2 separate regions of the Homo sapiens genome follow, and region 2 is linked to region 1. Evidence: read pairs that join two places in POLR2A ChIA-PET (ENCODE). Cell type or tissue: K562. All regions are shown on one strand. Each heading gives the region's core, and the rest is flanking DNA. Links, peaks and the distances in the headings are about the cores only. Region 1 has its middle 24 kb from the start of KPNA7. Region 2 has its middle 6.0 kb from the start of SMURF1.

Region 1 (8,244 bases), core at 3,426-5,925:
CCACCATGACCAGCTAATTTTTGTATTTTTAGTAGAGATGGGGTTTCACCATGTTGGCCAAGCTGGTCTCGAACTCCTGACCTCAGGTGATCCACCTGCCTTGGCCTCCCAAAGTGCTGGGATTACAGGCGTGAGCCACCACATCCAACTCATGGTTGCTTATTAATACGATTCTTCATTGCTGGATTCCAGTTGTGAAAACACAATAATACATTTGTAAATGGATTGTTGTCAGGGTCAGATGATAATAGGAAGCATTTGAAAACATCTATATGAACTTAATAAAAGGTTCTCTGGGTTCAAAATAGCTGCTTTTCAAACCTAGAGAGATTTAAAAAAGGAAATCAGCTTTGTGCTCAGGTAGGTTCCTTTCTCTCTTAAGAATGAATTGGGGGATCAACAACCCGAATATAAAAGCTAAAACCGGACAACGCTTAGAGGAAAACACAGGGGCAAATTTTCAAGACCTCGAATGTGGCGATGGTTTTTTTGTTTTTGTTTTTGTTTTTTTATTATACTTTAAGTTTTAGGGTACATGTGCACATTGTGCAGGTTAGTTACATATGTATACATGTGCCGTGCTGGTCCTTTGCAGGGACATGGATGAAATTGGAAATCATCATTCTCAGTAAACTATCACAAGAACAAAAAACCAAACATCGCATATTCTCACTCATAGGTGGGAACTGAACAATGAGATCACATGGACACAGGAAGGGGAATATCACACTCTGGGGACTGTGGTGGGGTGGGGGGAGGGGGGAGGGATAGCATTGGGAGATATACCTAATGCTAGATGACGAGTTAGTGGGTGCAGCGCACCAGCACGGCGATGGTTTTTTTAAAGATGACACCAGAAGCACAAACAACAAGAGAAAAAAATAGATAGATTGGATTCAGCAAAATTAACTCTTGTGCATCAAAGAACATTATCAAGGCCAGACACGGTGGCTCACGTCTGTAATCCCAGTACTTTGGGAAGCTGAGGCGGGCAGATCACCTGAGGTCAGGAGTTCGAGATCAGCCTGTCCAACATGGCGAAACCCCGTCTCTACTAAAAATACAAAAATTAGACAAGCACAGTGCCAAGCTTGTGCCTGTAGTCCCAGCACTTTGGGAAGCAGAGGCAGGAGGATTGCCTGAGCCCAGGAGTTCGAGACCAGCCTGGGCAACACGGCAAGTCCCCATCTCTACAAAAAATACAAAAATTAAGGAGGTGCTGTGGTGCCTGACAGTAGTCTCAGCTACTTGGGAGTCTGAGATGGGAGGATCGCTTGAGCCTGGAAGGTTGAGGGGCTGCCGTGAGCCATGATTGTGCCACTGCATTCCAGCCTGGGCAACCGAGTGAGATCATGTCTCAAAAATAAATAAATAAATAAATGGCAAAAGACTTAAACAGACATTTCTCCAAGGAAGATAAACAAGTACCAACAAGCACATGGCAAAGTCCTCAGCATCATCAGTCATTAGGAAAATGCAAATCAAAATCACAGTGAGATGCCACTTCACATCCACTAGTATGACTATGACTTTTTTTTAGTCCAATCAACATGTTTATTAAGCAACTACGTACTAAATATTTAGGAGTACCATATCCCATTTCTTTTTTTTATTTATAACTTTCATTTTAGGTTCAGAGGTTTATGTGCAAGTCTCTTACGTAGGTAAATTGCGTGTCACGGGGGTTTGGTGTACAGAGTATTTTGTCACCCAGGCAATAAGGATAGTACCCCATAGGTACTTTTTTTTTTTTTTTTTTGAGATGGCATCTCCCTCTGTCGCCCAGGCTGAAGTACAATGGCACCATATCAGGTCACTGCAACCCCCGCCTCCCGGGTTCAAGCGATTCTCCTGCCTCAGCCTCCCAAGTAGCTGGGATTACCGGGATGCGCCACCATGCATGGCTAATTTTGTAATTTTTTTAGTAGAGACGGGGTTTCACCATGTTGGTCAGGCTGGACTCGAACTCCTGACCTCAAGTGATCCACCCGCCTCGGCCTCCCAAAGTGCTGGGATTACAAGAATAAGTCACCGCACCTGGCACCATAGGTACTATTTTTTGGACCGCACCCTCCTCCCGCCCTCCACCCTCAGGTAGGCCTCGGTATCTATTGTTTCCTTCTTTGTGTCTATGTGGACTCAGTGTTTAGCTCCCACCTATAAATGAAAATATGCAGTATTTGTTTTTCTGTTCCTGCGTTAGTTTGCTTAGGATAATGGCCTCCAGCTCCACCCATGTTACTGCAAAGGACATGATCTTGCTCACTTTTTTTTTTTTTTTGAGACGGAGTCTCCCTCTGTCGCCCAGGCTGGAGTGCAGTGGCGTGATCTTGGCTCACTGCTAGCTCTGCCTCCCTGGTTCATGCCATTCTCCTGCCTCAGCCTCCCAAGTAGCTGGGACTACAGGAGCCTGCCACCACGCCTGGCTAATTTTTTTGTATTTTTTAGTAGAGACGGGGTTTCACCGTGTTAGCCAGGATGGTCCCGATATTCTGACCTCGTGATCCGCCCGCCTCGGCCTCCCAAAGTGCTGGGATTACAGGCGTGAGTCACTGCATCCGGCCTGTCTATTCCATGGTATATATGTACCACGTTTTCTTTGTCCAGTCTACCACTGATGGGCATTTAGGTTGATTACATGGATGACTACAATTTTTACAAATGGAAATAATACGTGTCAGTGAGAATGTGGAGAAATTAGACCCCTTGTGGCAGTTCCTCAAACAGCTAAATGTAGAATTATCATACGACCTAGAAAGTCCACTCTTAGATAAATATGCAAAAGAATTCAAAACAGGCACTCACAAAATATATGTGCACATATGTTCACAGCAGCATTATTCACAATAGCCAAACAGTGGAAACAAACCAAATGTCCATCAATGAATGAATGGACAAAGAAATTGTGGTATATCCATACAATGGATTATCATTCTATTTATTTTTTTTGAGACAAAGTCTCACCCTGTCGCCCAGGTTGGAATGCAGTGGTACAACCTCGGCTCACTGCAGCCTCGGCCTCCCAGGTTCAGGCGATTCTCCTGCCTCAGCCTCCTGAGTAGCTGAGATTACAGGCGCCCACCTCCACGCCTGGCTAATTTTTTGTATTTTTAGTAGACATGGGGTTTCACCGTGTTGGCCAGGCTGGTTTTGAACTCTTGACCTCAAGTGATCCGCCCGCCTCGGCCTGGGATTACAGGCATGAGCCACCGCACCTGGCCAGATTATTATTCAGCCTTAAGAAGGAATGAAGTGTTGGTACAAGATACAGCATGGATGAACTTTGAAAATGTTATGTTAAGTAAAAGAAGCCAGATGCAAAAGGTTACACATTGTGTGATTCCATTCATATGAAATATTTAGAATAGGTAAAGCCACAGAGGCAGAAGTCTGATTGGTGGTAACCAGGAGCCAGGGGAGAAATTGTTTATTGGGTAGTAGGCTTCCTTTTGGGCTGATGAAGACGTTCTGAAACTAGATAGAGACTATAGTTGCACAACATTCTGAGTGCACTAAATGCCACTGGATTGTTGGCTTAAAGCAGTTAATTTTATGTTATGTAAATTTCACCTCAATTTATTTACACGTAGTTAAGATTTAATAACTTTCAAAAAAGTCAATGACATTTAAATATGCATCATTGATGAAGGAGTTTAGTCCATTTTCGTCATAGGACTACATACAGTTGAGCTTTACGGCTTATACAGGCCAGCCAAGGTGGCTCACACCTGTAATCCCAGCACTTTGGGAGGCTGAGGCAGGCGGATCACCCGAGGTCAGGAGTTCGAGAGCAACCTGGCCAACGTGATGAAACCCTGTCTCTACTAAAAATACAAAAGATTAGCCAGGTGTGGTGGCGCACACCTGTAATCCCAGCTACTTGGGAGGCTGAGGCAGGAGAATTGCTTGAACCCGGGAGGTGGAGGTTGCAGTGAGCTGAGATCGTGCCACTGCATTCCAGCCTGGGTGACAGAGTGAGACTCTGACTCAAAAAAATAAAAATAAAAATAAAAATAAAAGGTTTATACAACGTATGATCTTGGTATCAAGTGAATAAAAATGTAAATTTCACGTCAATTCTTAAAAAGTGAATTGAGGATGTAGAGGGTGGAGACAGGGGGATGATGGATGCCAGGAAGCACGTCCTCCAGGCAGTTTCTCCCTCTAGATGCAGAGGCCATCTCTGAACTCAAGGACAGCACAAAGGACTCCTAGGGTTCACCCACCCAGCCACCCACTTTACAGATGGGAAAGTCAAGGCCAGAGAGGGCGGGGACTTGCCCAAGGCTACATGTCGCATGGGAAGCCACAGAGGAGTTACAGCGAGGGCTTCAGGGCTTGAGGCTGGCACTGAGCCATGACACTACATGGCCATGGGGGCTGCAGGGGGCCCATGGCTGTGATCAGAATAGTAAAGTCCAAGTTAACATGGGCCTTCCAGCCTGAACATGTGGAAGGGACAGTGTCATCAACCCATTGGTTATCCCAGTTCATCCAAGCCAAAGGCTCTGTATGAGTCAACCCAGGTCTTCCTTGACCGTCGGCCCCTCCATGAAGGCAGTTGTAGCTTTAAAAGGAAAACTCATTACCCAGCTGTTCTATTTCTGCCCACAGCCTTCACCGCTGGGTTGAGGTCATCAGTTTCCCCACAAGGGTAATGGGAGGAAGGCGAATGTCTTAGATGCCCCCTGAGGGACCCAGGAGTGCCCAGTCAGGCCCTGGAAGGAGAGGCCAGCTAAGCTCCTGGACCCCTGAGGGCTTCTCTTCTTTTTTAAGGTTTTGCTGACCCAGACCTGTTAGGCAGGTATAAAAGGGGATGGCCAGGCTCGGCCAGTCACCCAGTCTCTTCCAGTGTGGTCTCAGGTAGGAACCTAGGGGATGCTGGGGAAGATGGGAACGGGGAGGGCTTGCAGTGGAGGAGAACTGGTGGGAGGAGAGTAGAGGTGATGATAAGAGCTGAGCTGGGCGGGGGAGGGGATGAGCATTTTGCGAGCACCTGCCTGCCCCAGGGGCTGTAGAGACAGCATCTCATTTAATCCTCCAAGTTGCCCAGTGTGGTGGTTCATGCCTGTAATCCTAGCATTTTGGGAGGCTGAGGCAGGAGGATCTCTTGAGACCAGGAGTTCAAGACCAGCCTGGGCAACATAGCAAGACACTGTCCCTACAAAAACGTTAAAAATTAGCAGGGCATGGTGGCATGCACCTGTAGTCTCAGCTCCTTGGGAGACTGAGGTGGGAGGATCACTTGTGCCCAGGAGTTGGAGGCTGCAGTGAGCTATGATCGCACCACTCTACTCCAGCCTGGGCCACAGAGTCAGACCCTGTCTCAAAAACAAAACAAAACAAAACAAAAACCTCCCCCAAGTGATCTGTGTTGCATGCCCGCTGGATGTACAGTTGAGGGGACTAGTCTGGAGAGCTGCTAGGACTCCCATGTATCCACAAGTGAGACAGGGGAAACCAGGATTCAAACCCAGATCAGCCTCCTTCCCCTGCACCACCTGCCTTCCTTGGTGCGTGATGCTGGATTCATGGGTTCTATCCCTACTCTGTCCTTCCCTTGGTCTGCAAACCATCATCTTTCCCTCTGAAGAGTCTCAGCTTTTGCATTCCACGAGCTACATTGTCTATATGTTTTGTGGTTCATGATTTATTTAGGTCGGTCTTGGTTATCAAAGATACCCGAGAAGAGCCATTGCCTGGAGGGACAGGGGGGTTTTGCATTCAGGGAGGCCTGGAAGTGGGGAGTCATTAGCAAGCAGGAGGCTGGCAGCCACTAAAAGGGATGGAACCTGGTGTCAGAGACCTGCACGTCCCTCAGGGCAGCTCCTGGCTGGAGGGGCCTGTGCCCTAAACCACCAGGCCCACGCAACAGCAGTGATACCTTAGCTTGCTGTTCACGGCAGAACCATCATTAAAAAAACAATACAAAGGCCTGGCACAGTGGCTTATACCTGCAAACCCAGCACTTTGGGAGGCCAAGGCAGGTGGATCACTTGAGGTCAGGAGATCAAGACCAGCCTGGCCAACATGGTGAAACCCTGTCTCTACTAAAAATACAAAAATTAGCTGGGTGTGGTGGTGGGCGCCTGTAATCCCAGCTACTCAGGAGACTGAAGCAGGAGAATTGCTTGAGCCCAGGAGGGGCAGAGGTTGCAATGAGCTGAGATCACGCCACTGTACTCCAGACTGGGTGACAAGAGCAAAACTCCTTCTGAAAAAACAAACAAACAAACAAACAAAAAATACAAGGGCCTGGCACAGCGGCTTATACGTGCAAATTCAGCACTTTGGGAGGGCGAGGTGGTAGGATTGCTTGAGGCCAGGAGTTCAAGGCTTCACGGAGCTATGATTGCATCACTGCACTCCAGCCTGGGTGACAGAATGAGACCCTGTTCTAAATAAATAAATAAATAAAGTCAAGCAGCCTAATTGGTATAAACAAAGGCAACTTTCTTGCCTCCCCTACCCCCATTAGAGCAATTGAGAAACCCAGTTCTCAAATGTGGGCGATGTTTTGTTTTAGTGGCAAGTCGAATGTGTCTTCGCCTGACTGCTGGCACGTGCATTTCTCTTTTTCTTTTCTTTTCTTTTTTCTTGTTAGACAGGGTCTTGTTCTATCACCCAGGCTGGAGCACAGTGGTGCAATCTCAGCTCACTGCAAGCTCCGCCTCCCGGGTTCTCGCCATTCTCCTGCCTCAGCCTCCGGAGTAGCTGGGACTACAGGCGCGTGCCATCGCGCCCGGCTAATTTTTTGTATTTTTAGTAGAGATGGGGTTTCCCTGTATTAGCCAGGATGGTCTCGATCTCCTGACCTCGTGATCCACCCATCTCGGCCTCCCAATGTGCTGGGATTACAGGTGTGAGCCACCGCGCCCGGCCAGGCACTGGTATTTTTAAATTTTCTTTTCTTTTCTTGAGACAGCGTCTCGCTCCATTGCCCAGGCTAGAGTGCAGAGGCACAATCAGAGCTCATTACAGCCTTGACCTTCCCAGTTCAAGCAATCCTCCTGCCTCAGTTTCCCAAGTAGCTGGAACCACAGGCACACACCACCACACCTGGCTAACTTTCTAATTTTTATTTTATTTCATTTCATTTCATTTCATTTCATTTCATTTTATTTTATTTTATTTTATTTTATTTTATTTTATTTTATTTTAATTTTATTTTATTTTATTTTGAGACAGAGTCTCACTCTGACCCCCAGGCTGGAGTGCAGTGGCACAATCTCGGCTCACTGCAACCTCTGCTTCCAAGGTTGAAGTGATTCTCATGCCTCAGCCTCCCGAGTAGCTGGGACTACAGGCACATACCACCAGGCTCGGCTAATTTTTTTGAATTTTTAGTAAAGATGGGCTTTTGCCATGTTGACCAGGCTGGTCTCGAACTCCTGGCCTCAAGTGAGCCACCCATCTCGGCCTCCCAAAATGCTGAGATTACAGGCGTGAGCCACAGCAGCCTGCCTAACCTTCTAATTTTTATAGAGACAGGGTCTCGGTACGTTGCTCAGGCTGGTCTTGAACTCCTGGCCTCGAGCAATCCTCCTGCCTCAGCCTCCTAAAGTGCTGGAATTACAGCCGTGAGCCACCTCCACCCAGCCAATCACCGGTATTTTCATATCAAATTACAGTAGTTGCAGACATCTCAAAATATAATTAATTCTTACTGCTGCTCCAAAACTATAGTACTTGTGAGACCTGCTGCTAGATTATGTTATTTGATGCATTTATAAAGAGGCACATCTATTACTAGATCATGCATTTTTAATATTTTATTAATTATATTTTAATGTCATGTATTTCCTTGGTAATCCTACATATTTTATTGCTTGAATTTGAAACATTTTGTCCAATAGGACCACAGGTATCGCCAGACAACCAAAGAGGTCCCTGGCCCATGAGGGCACAAGACCCCTGCCCACCTCCTCTCCTTTCTTGTTTCTGTGCAACAGCCGAGCTTTCCGGGCTAGGATGGCGGGGGCGGGTGACGCAGAAAAAAAGTTCCAGCCAGAACTCTCTACGCCAGGCCCCATAGGAAGACAAGAGGAGGAGAAAGCGCCTGGCTATGCCTCAGTGGCTTGCCTGTTGTGACTCAGCTTCTTTTGGAAAAACTGGGGGTGTTGGCAGGAGAGACTGTAGGCGCAGTACAGCGAGGGCCCAGCGCACAATTAGGAGTCCCTCATCTAAAGGCTGAGGCTGTACCCTTGGCCTTGAGAAATGCATTGCTGGCAAAGAGGCTCAGAA
Region 2 (8,244 bases), core at 16-2,515, 85 kb before region 1:
AGCTGTTTCCATTTGTAGATGATTGTCACAGAGAGTGAATGCCTGGGTCTGAATTAATCCATCCAGTCTCTAATGCTCCCAAGTAATCCCCATTCTTCTGCCAATCCCGTTAGTATTTCCCCCCTATTCAAAGAGTCTCCTCTCTAAACAAAACCAGACATCACTCTCTGCTTACCTGGGTGCAGGCTCCTGTTCTTATCCCCAGGTGTTCCTGACCTGGAAACCTTTCATTGCTTAATTTTGTTGTTTTTCTCCCCGCCCCGACGGCTGGTTCTTCGTTGGCTTGACTGTTTCCTTAATCTTTGAGTCAGGAGGTTGCTTCTGGAGGTTTCTGAAAGGCATTTTGTTCATTCATTAACAAGTACAGATGCTCCTTGATGTACAATGGGGTTACATTCTGATAAACCCATAATATGTTGAAAATATGTCAAAAATGCATTTGCGGAGGCCGGGCATGGTGGTTCATGCCTGTAATCCCAGCACTTTAGGAGGCTGAGGTGGGGGGATTACCTGCGAGCAGGAGTTCGAGACCAGCCTGGCTAACATGGTGAAACCCTGTCAACTAAAAATACAAAAGTTAACTGGGTGTGGTGGTGTGCACCTGTAGTCCCAGCTACTCGGGAGGCTGAGGCACAAAAATCACTTAAACTCGGGAGGCAGAGGTTGCAGTGAGGCGAGATTGTGCCACTGCACTTCAGCCTGGGCAATAGAGCGAGACTGTGTCTTAAAAAAAAAAAAAAAAAAAAAAAAAAAAAAAAAAAAACAACGGAAAATGCATTTACTACACCTAAGCTACCAGCCATTATAGCTTAGCCCAGCCTACCTTAAATGTGCACAGAACACTTTCATTACCATACGGTGGGGCAAAATCATCTAACACAAAGCCTATTTTACGATAAAGTTATTATAAAGAATTTTGAATCAAAATTCGAAATTTGAAGTGTGGTTTCTACTGAATGTGTGTCGCTTTCCTACCATAACATCAAAAAATCGTAAGTCAAACCGTCATAAACTGGGACCATTTGAAATTGCTAGATATACCCAATAGTATCTTTCACCACAGCTGCACAAAGGGGACCTTCCTACCTGGAAGCTCATGTTTTACTCATTCGGCAAACATTGGCCACCTGCTATGTGGCTAGGAACAAGGAATACAAAATAAATCTATTACAGCTTCAGCATTCCAGAGGGTCAGTTAACTGGATGAAACAGACATGAGCAACTGACAATGATACAGTGATGGGGATGTGTATAGCAGGCTAGAACATAGATGACAGAACAATTCTACATAAGAAGAGAAATGGAGACATCTCGAGTCACAGATGATCTTAATCTAGAGCTTAAAGCCAACGTTCAAGTTTGCTGGGCAAAGTGGTGAGGAAGGGCATTATAGATAGAAGGAACAGCTGCACAAAGGCATGAACGTGAATGGCATTTTCCAGCACCATTTTCAATAAAAATGTACTTATGGAGCTGCTTGTATACTCTATCCATACAACTTACTCCATTAAAAGTTGATAAAAGTCCGGGCACAGTGGCTCACGCCTGTAATCCCAGCATTTTGGGAGACCAAGGCGGGTGGATCACCTGAGGTCAGGAGTTTGAGACCATCCTGGCCAACATGGTGAAACCCCATCTCTACTAAAAATACAAAAATAACCTGGGTGTAGTGGCAGGCGCCTGTAATCCCAGCTACTCGGGAGGCTGAGGCAGGAGAATCTCTTGAACCCGGGAGGCGGAGGTTGCAGTGAGCTGAGATTGCACTGCTGCCCTCCAGCCTGGGCGATAAGAGCAAGACTCTATCTCAAAAAAAAAAATTTTTTTTTTTGATAAAAGCCTGGGCAACATAACGAGACCCCCATCTCTACAAAAAATTTAAAAATTATCTGGGTGAGGTGGTGCATGTCTGTAGTCCCAGCTACTCAGGAGGCCAAGGTGGGAGGATGGCTTGAGCCCAGTAGCGCAAGGCTGCAGTGAGCTATGATTGTGCCACTGCATTCCAGTCTAGATCACAGAATGAGACCCCATGTCTTTAAAAAAAAAAAAAAAGTTGATTAAAAATAACAAAAAGCATTTGCCCACTTAAAAATCATCAGACGCTATCATATTGAACTTAAGATATATCATCTTCCCTTCCTTTCATCATGTATCACATTCCTCGAAAATACAATCTTCTAAAGCTATCTGGAACAAACAGATGCAAAATGTCAAACAATTCTGCTGAAACAGAGATGGAACTCGGTGAGCCTCCTCAAGTGTCCTCTTTGCAATGGCTTTACACAGAGCAGTTTTGACCCTGCTTTCTAGGTAGCATTTGACTGCTTTTATTTCCCAGAAATGTATCAGTTCCCTGAGTCAGTGTTATTGGGCATTTGAAATATTTTCCAGTGGGCAAATCTGTCTTTGGATCTGACTGCAGTAGTTCTTAACCAGTTTCTGAGTCCCAAACCTCTTTGACAATCTGATGGAAACTCTGGACTCCTTCCTCCAGAAAAATTCATATGTGCAAATACACATCAAAATTTGCCTCTGATTTCAGTGGGTTTATGATCACCTGAAACCAATTTATGAATCCTGTAAGGGCCTGTAGTCCCTAGATTAATAACTCCTTATTTATTCTTTAAAAGAGAGGGTCTCACTCTGTCACCCAGGCTGGAAGGCAGTGCCATCATCATGGCTGACTTCAGCCTCGAACTCCTGGGCTCAAGCAATCCTCCCACCTCAGTCTCCCAAGTACCTGGGACTACAGGCATGTGCCACCAAACATACCTGGCTAAATTTTTTTATTTTTTATACACACAGGGTCTCACTCTGTCGGCCAGGCTAGTCGCCTCAAGTGGTCCTCCTGCTTTAGCCTCCCAAAAGGGCTAAGATTACAGGCATGAGCCACCGCACTCAGCCCAAGAACCGTTTTTTTTTTTTTTTTTTGAGACGGAGTCTTGCAGTGTCGCCCAGGCTGGAGTACAACGGCACCGTCTCGGCTCACAGCAACTTCCACCTCCCAGATTCAAGCGATTCTCCTGCCTCAGCCTTCCGAGTAGCTGGGATTACAAGCGTGCCACATCACACCCAGCTAAGTTTTGTATTTTTAGTAGTTAGTGGAGATGATATTTCACCATGTTGGCCAGACTGGTCTCGAACTCCTGACCTCAAGTGATCCGCCTGCCTCTGCCTCCCAAAGTGCTGTGATTTCAGGCATGAACCACCATGCCTGGCCCCAATAATTTTTTCTAAAGGAAATTATCAAGCAAATGATGTCGAGCATATCCTGCATGTATGTGTTCAGGATCCAGGACAATAACAACCCTTTTGAAAGGTAGCAGGTGTGCTGAAAAGAGGAAGACTATGACCCACGGAGGCCCACACTCTATCCAGCCTCCACCATATCACCAGCCGGTGCTGAAGCAAGATACTAAAATTCTCCAAGCCTTGCTTTGCTTATCTGTAAAATGGAAATAATACTTCTCCCTGAAAGTTATTGGTGAGGCTTAAATCATGAATGTAGATTTAGCATTCCAATACAGCAAGCTCTTGGTAAATGGCAGTTCTTATTAGTATGTGTGTGATTGCCTTGGCTCCAAAAGCTCCTAGTGAAGCTTCTTATCCTGAGAAAATCTGGGATTTTGTGCAGAGGGTCCCTGGTGGGAGTGGACAGTTATAGTGAATGCCTCTTGAGAGCACATTTCTGTTCCTGAGCTGGTGCCTCTGAGGCCAGTGGCCAGATCATATTAACCTTTAAAATCTTCTCTGTCTAGGATCTAGGCTTCTTTTGCTTTTCATCTGAGCATCAAGTTGTTTTTTGTTGTTGTTGTTGTTTTCCAGATGGAGTCTTGCTCTGACACCCAGGCTGGAGTATAGCAGCACGATCTCGGCTCACGTGCAACCTGCAACCTCCGCCTCCTGGGTTCAAGCGATTCTCCTGCCTCAGCCTCCCGAGTAGCTCAGACAGACTGCAGGCACGTGCCACCATGCCCGGCTAATTTTTGTATTTTTAGTAGAGACAGGGTTTCACCATGTTGGCCAGGCTGGTCTCGAACTCCTGACTTCATATGATCCACCTGCCTCAGCCTCCCAAAGTGCTGGGATTACAGGCATGAGCCACCGCACCAGGCCTTTGTTTCTGTTTTTGAGACAGGGTCTTGTTCTGTTGCCCAGGCTGGGGTGCAGTGGTGCAATCATAGTTCAGGGAAGCCTTGATCTCCTCAGCTCAAGCAATCCTCCCACCTCAGCCTCCTGAGTAGCTGAGATTACAGGCGCATGCCACCAAACCTGGCTAATTTTTATATTTTTAGTAGAGACAGGGTTTCACTATGTTGGCCAGACTGGTCTTGAACTCTTGACCTCAAGTGATCTCCCCACCTGGGCCGCCCCCTAAAGTGCTGGGATTACAGGCGCAGTGACATTAAACAAACTGGAAACTTCATGAATCATTCTTCTCTTTTTTTTGAGACGGAGTTTCACTCTTGTTGCCCAGGCTGGAGTGCAATGGCGCGATCTCAGCTCACCACAATCTCCGCCTCCTGGGTTCAAGCGATTCTCCTGCCTCAGCCTCCCGAGTAGTTGGGAATATAGGCATGCACCACTACGCCTGGCTAATTTTTGTATTTTTTAGTAGAGATGGGTTTTCTCCATGTTAGCCAGGCTGGTCTCGAACTCCTGACCTCAAGTGATCCGCCAGCCTCAGCCTCCCAAACTGCTGGGATTACAGGCATGAGCCATCGCGCCCAGCCAGACATTCTTGTACTCATCAAGAAGAATGGGATTTGAGTGCCCAGCTCTTGCAAATATTCACCATAGTTCCTGCTGGCAAGGAGGTGACCCAATTCTCTAGTCGTACAGTTGTGCAGAACCCGTAACCAAATCATTGCCCTATGCATCTGCAGAGTATTTAAATCAAACTCATCCTTCTGCTGAGTCCTGGCGAGGCTCTAATCTTACTTTGATTGTGCAAAAATAAAACCAAGTATGTGGTTCAATGTGACAAAGATTCCCCTACTACCAAGAAAGGGGTGGGGAGCTGTACCTCATTACTTAAATACGTTCACAGAAACAAATTAAATTAATTTGAGGTTTAACGGCATCCGGTTTGTGTGAGGGAGGGATGCTAGGTAATTATTAGTTACTATTCCTGCTTAGTGAACATGACGAAGGTTTTTCAAGGAGAGAGATCTCCAATCCAGGTTCCTGCCCTTTTTTTCTGGTGCCTGCATCGTGCTGATAGCCAACACCGTCTGTGTGTCTGTCTGTTTAGCCTGCATCAATCCTCTATCTGCCTAGGACTTCTCTGAACCTAGTCCTACCTAGGACTTAGTCCATAGAATGGCTTTAAGATTTTGATTTTTTTCTTCCCAGGAACCATATTCTAGAAAGCACAATTTTGTTATTTGTATGCAACTATTAGTAATATTAATTCATTGTTCCTCTCTTTGTACTGTAGAATAGTAAGCAAACTGTTTTGTTTGTTTGTTTTTGGTTTTTTTTTTGAGACAGGGTCTTTCCCTGTTGCCCAGGCTAGAGTGCAGTGGTGCGATCATAGCTCACTGCAGTCTCCACTTCCTGGGCTTGACTGATCCTCCAGCCTCAGGCTCCCAATCCTGAGATCACAGGTGTGCACCATCATGCCTGGCTAATTAAAAAAAAAAATTTTTTTTTCTAGAGACAGGTTCTCCCTATGTTGCCCAGGCTGGTCTCAAACCCATGGGCTCAAGCAGTCCTCCTGCCTCAGCCTCCCAAAGTGCTGGGATTATAGGTGTGAGCCACTGCACCTGGCCACAAACATTAAGAACCTCCTATGTATCAGGCAATGTGGTAACATGCAAGGAATTTTAAAAGATCAACAAGATATAGTCCCTGTATTTTGTGGTTCACTTCTAGTCATGGAGCCCATCACATAAATGCATCATTAAAACAATGTATAGGCTGGGCACGGTGGCTCACGCCTGTAATCCCAGCACTTTGGGAGGCCGAGGCAGGCAGATCTAGAGGTCAGGAGATTGAGATCATCCTGGCTAACACGGTGAAAGCCCATCTCTACTAAAAATACAAAAAATTAGCCGGGCATGGTGGCACACGCCTGTAGTCCCAGCTACTCGGGAAGCTGAGGCAGGAATATCACTTGAACCCAGGAGGCAGAGGTTGTAGTGAGCCGAGATCACACCACTGCACCCCAGCCTGGGCGACAGAGCGAGATTCTGTCTCAGAAAAACAAACAACAACAACAACAAAAATTAGCCAGGCGTGGTGGCAGGTGCCTATAATCCCAGTTACACGGGAGGCTGAGGCAGGAGAATTGCTTGAACCCCAGAGGCAGAAGTTGCCGTGAGACAAGATTGTGCCACTGCACTCCCGACAGAGCGAGAGAGACTCCGTCTCAAAAAAAAAAAGAAAAAGAAAAAAAGGAAAGAAAAAGAAAAAAAAAAGTAAAAATGAGGCAGAAGGGTCCAACTGAACCATCCCTTTCTCTGTGGACATCAATATGCCTTGGATATGGGCATACAAAGGGAAGTGTTTGGCGGGTTCACCAGGATGATATGCGGAAAGTAACTTCATGTTTGGTGTTTTTGCTGCTTATCTAGACAGTTTCTAAAGAGATTTAAAAATTAACAGTGGTTAATTCAGGAACCTTACCAATTTAAATATACTTGGGACGTATCTTTGGTAACTTTATTTCTTGTAAGGCAGCCCCAACCTTTGCTATTTAAAAGGCTTGAGCAGTTCTGTCTCTACAAGCCGCATGTATTTCTGCTGTGAGTTTTCATCTCGGGTTGTCAATTAGAGGTATAATCATTTTAGACATCGCAATCTGCTCAGAGAGCAAGGCCTGTGATGTCTTCTCTGAGTGCAGGATGAGGGCTGCCGTGCCTCTCTTTAATAAGTGAGAGTCCTCAGAATCAAATGGGAAAACAGTTTTATTTTTCACTAAAGAAAGACTGTACTTACTTTAGTTGAATTTATAGATTATGGTTGAATTCTCAATTCATTGACAAAAATTAAGGTTTAAATGTTAATTGTGACAAGCCACCATGCATCGGAATGGAATATTTTTATAATAACGGGCTGGTCTTAGGAGAATGCTTACCTCGCAAACGGGGTGAGGATTGTAGGATGTTTCATGGAATCTGTTGGACTAACACATCTTTCCCCGAAGGAGTTTCTGCTCCTTAAATGCAATCCTTTGCAGAATAATTTTTATGTAAGTGGGAGGAGAAAGGAAGTGAGTGGGGGTTGGTACCAACAGTGAATGACTTTAAAAAGATATAAACCTACCGTTGCTTAGAATATGGTATTTGGGGCTGGACACAGTGGCTCATGCCTGTAATCCCAACACTTTAAGAGGCCGAGGCGGACAGATCACCTGAGATCAGGAGTTCAAGACCAGCCTGGCCAACATGGCGAAACCCCATCTCTACAAAGATACAAAAAATTAGTCAGGCATGTGCCTGTAATCCCAGCTACTCAGGAGGCTGAGGCAGGAGAATCACTTGAACCCAGGAGGCAGAGGTTGCAGTGAGCCAAGATTGTACCATTGCACTCCAGCCCAGGTGACAGAGCGAGACACTGTCTCAAAAAAAAAAAAAAAAGATCGTTCTTGATCTTTGAGCAAACCTGCAAGTGTCCAAAAACAGACTTTGGTTTCCTTCGTATATTTACTGAATGGAATGCATAGATAGTGACCAGAACTTTATAAATAATAAAGGTTCCAGATGGGTGCAGTGGCTCATGCCTGTAATCCCAGCACTTTATGGGGCCAAGGTGAAAGGACTGCTTGAGCCCAGGAATTCAAGACCAGCCTGGGCACCATAGCAAGACCTCATCTCTACAAAAAAAATAAAAATAAAAATCAGCCAGGTGTGGTGGCTCGTGCCTGTAGTCCCTGCTATTTGGGAGGCTGAGGTGGGAGGATCATTTGAGCCCAGGAGATCAAGTGTGATCATATCACACTACTGCACTTCAGCCTGGGTGACAGAGAGTCTCTAAAAAAAAGAAAAAAAAGTTTCCATAATTTTTAATAATTGTTATGATCCCCTCCCCCTCCCAAAAAACACTTTAAATGTTTTCTAAATAATCACACTTCTGAAAGACAAGTAAATCAGGGATACAGAATATTTTTCCCATTAATGATTCACCAAAATGAGAATAGCTCACACACTTTTTTTTTTTTTTTTGAGACAGAGTCTCTGTCACCCAGGCTGGAGTGCAGTGGCATGATCTCAGCTCACTGCAACCTCTGCCTTCTGGGTTAAA

The links. ChIA-PET counts read pairs that join two places held together with the same protein. Peaks named below come from ENCODE experiments on the same cell type or tissue, not always from the same donor. Only the 100,000 strongest peaks of a DNase experiment are listed, where the experiment ranks them.
Region 2: POLR2A ChIA-PET joins it to region 1 with 5 read pairs; 5 of 35 experiments call an interaction of 5 or more read pairs at or near these places.

The regions. Positions count from the first base shown.
Region 1 is chr7:99,228,017-99,236,260 of GRCh38, forward strand. No RefSeq gene overlaps it. Among named protein-coding and RNA genes, the nearest start is that of KPNA7, 24 kb to the left of the region's middle. In K562, for the core only: no CTCF peak of the experiment used is centred there; a DNase peak (open chromatin) is centred at 4,933; H3K27me3 peaks cover 357 bases.
Region 2 is chr7:99,145,986-99,154,229 of GRCh38, forward strand. It overlaps a transcript of KPNA7 not described here. Among named protein-coding and RNA genes, the nearest start is that of SMURF1, 6.0 kb to the left of the region's middle. RefSeq lists a silencer at 5,667-5,888. In K562, for the core only: no CTCF peak of the experiment used is centred there; no DNase peak of the experiment used is centred there.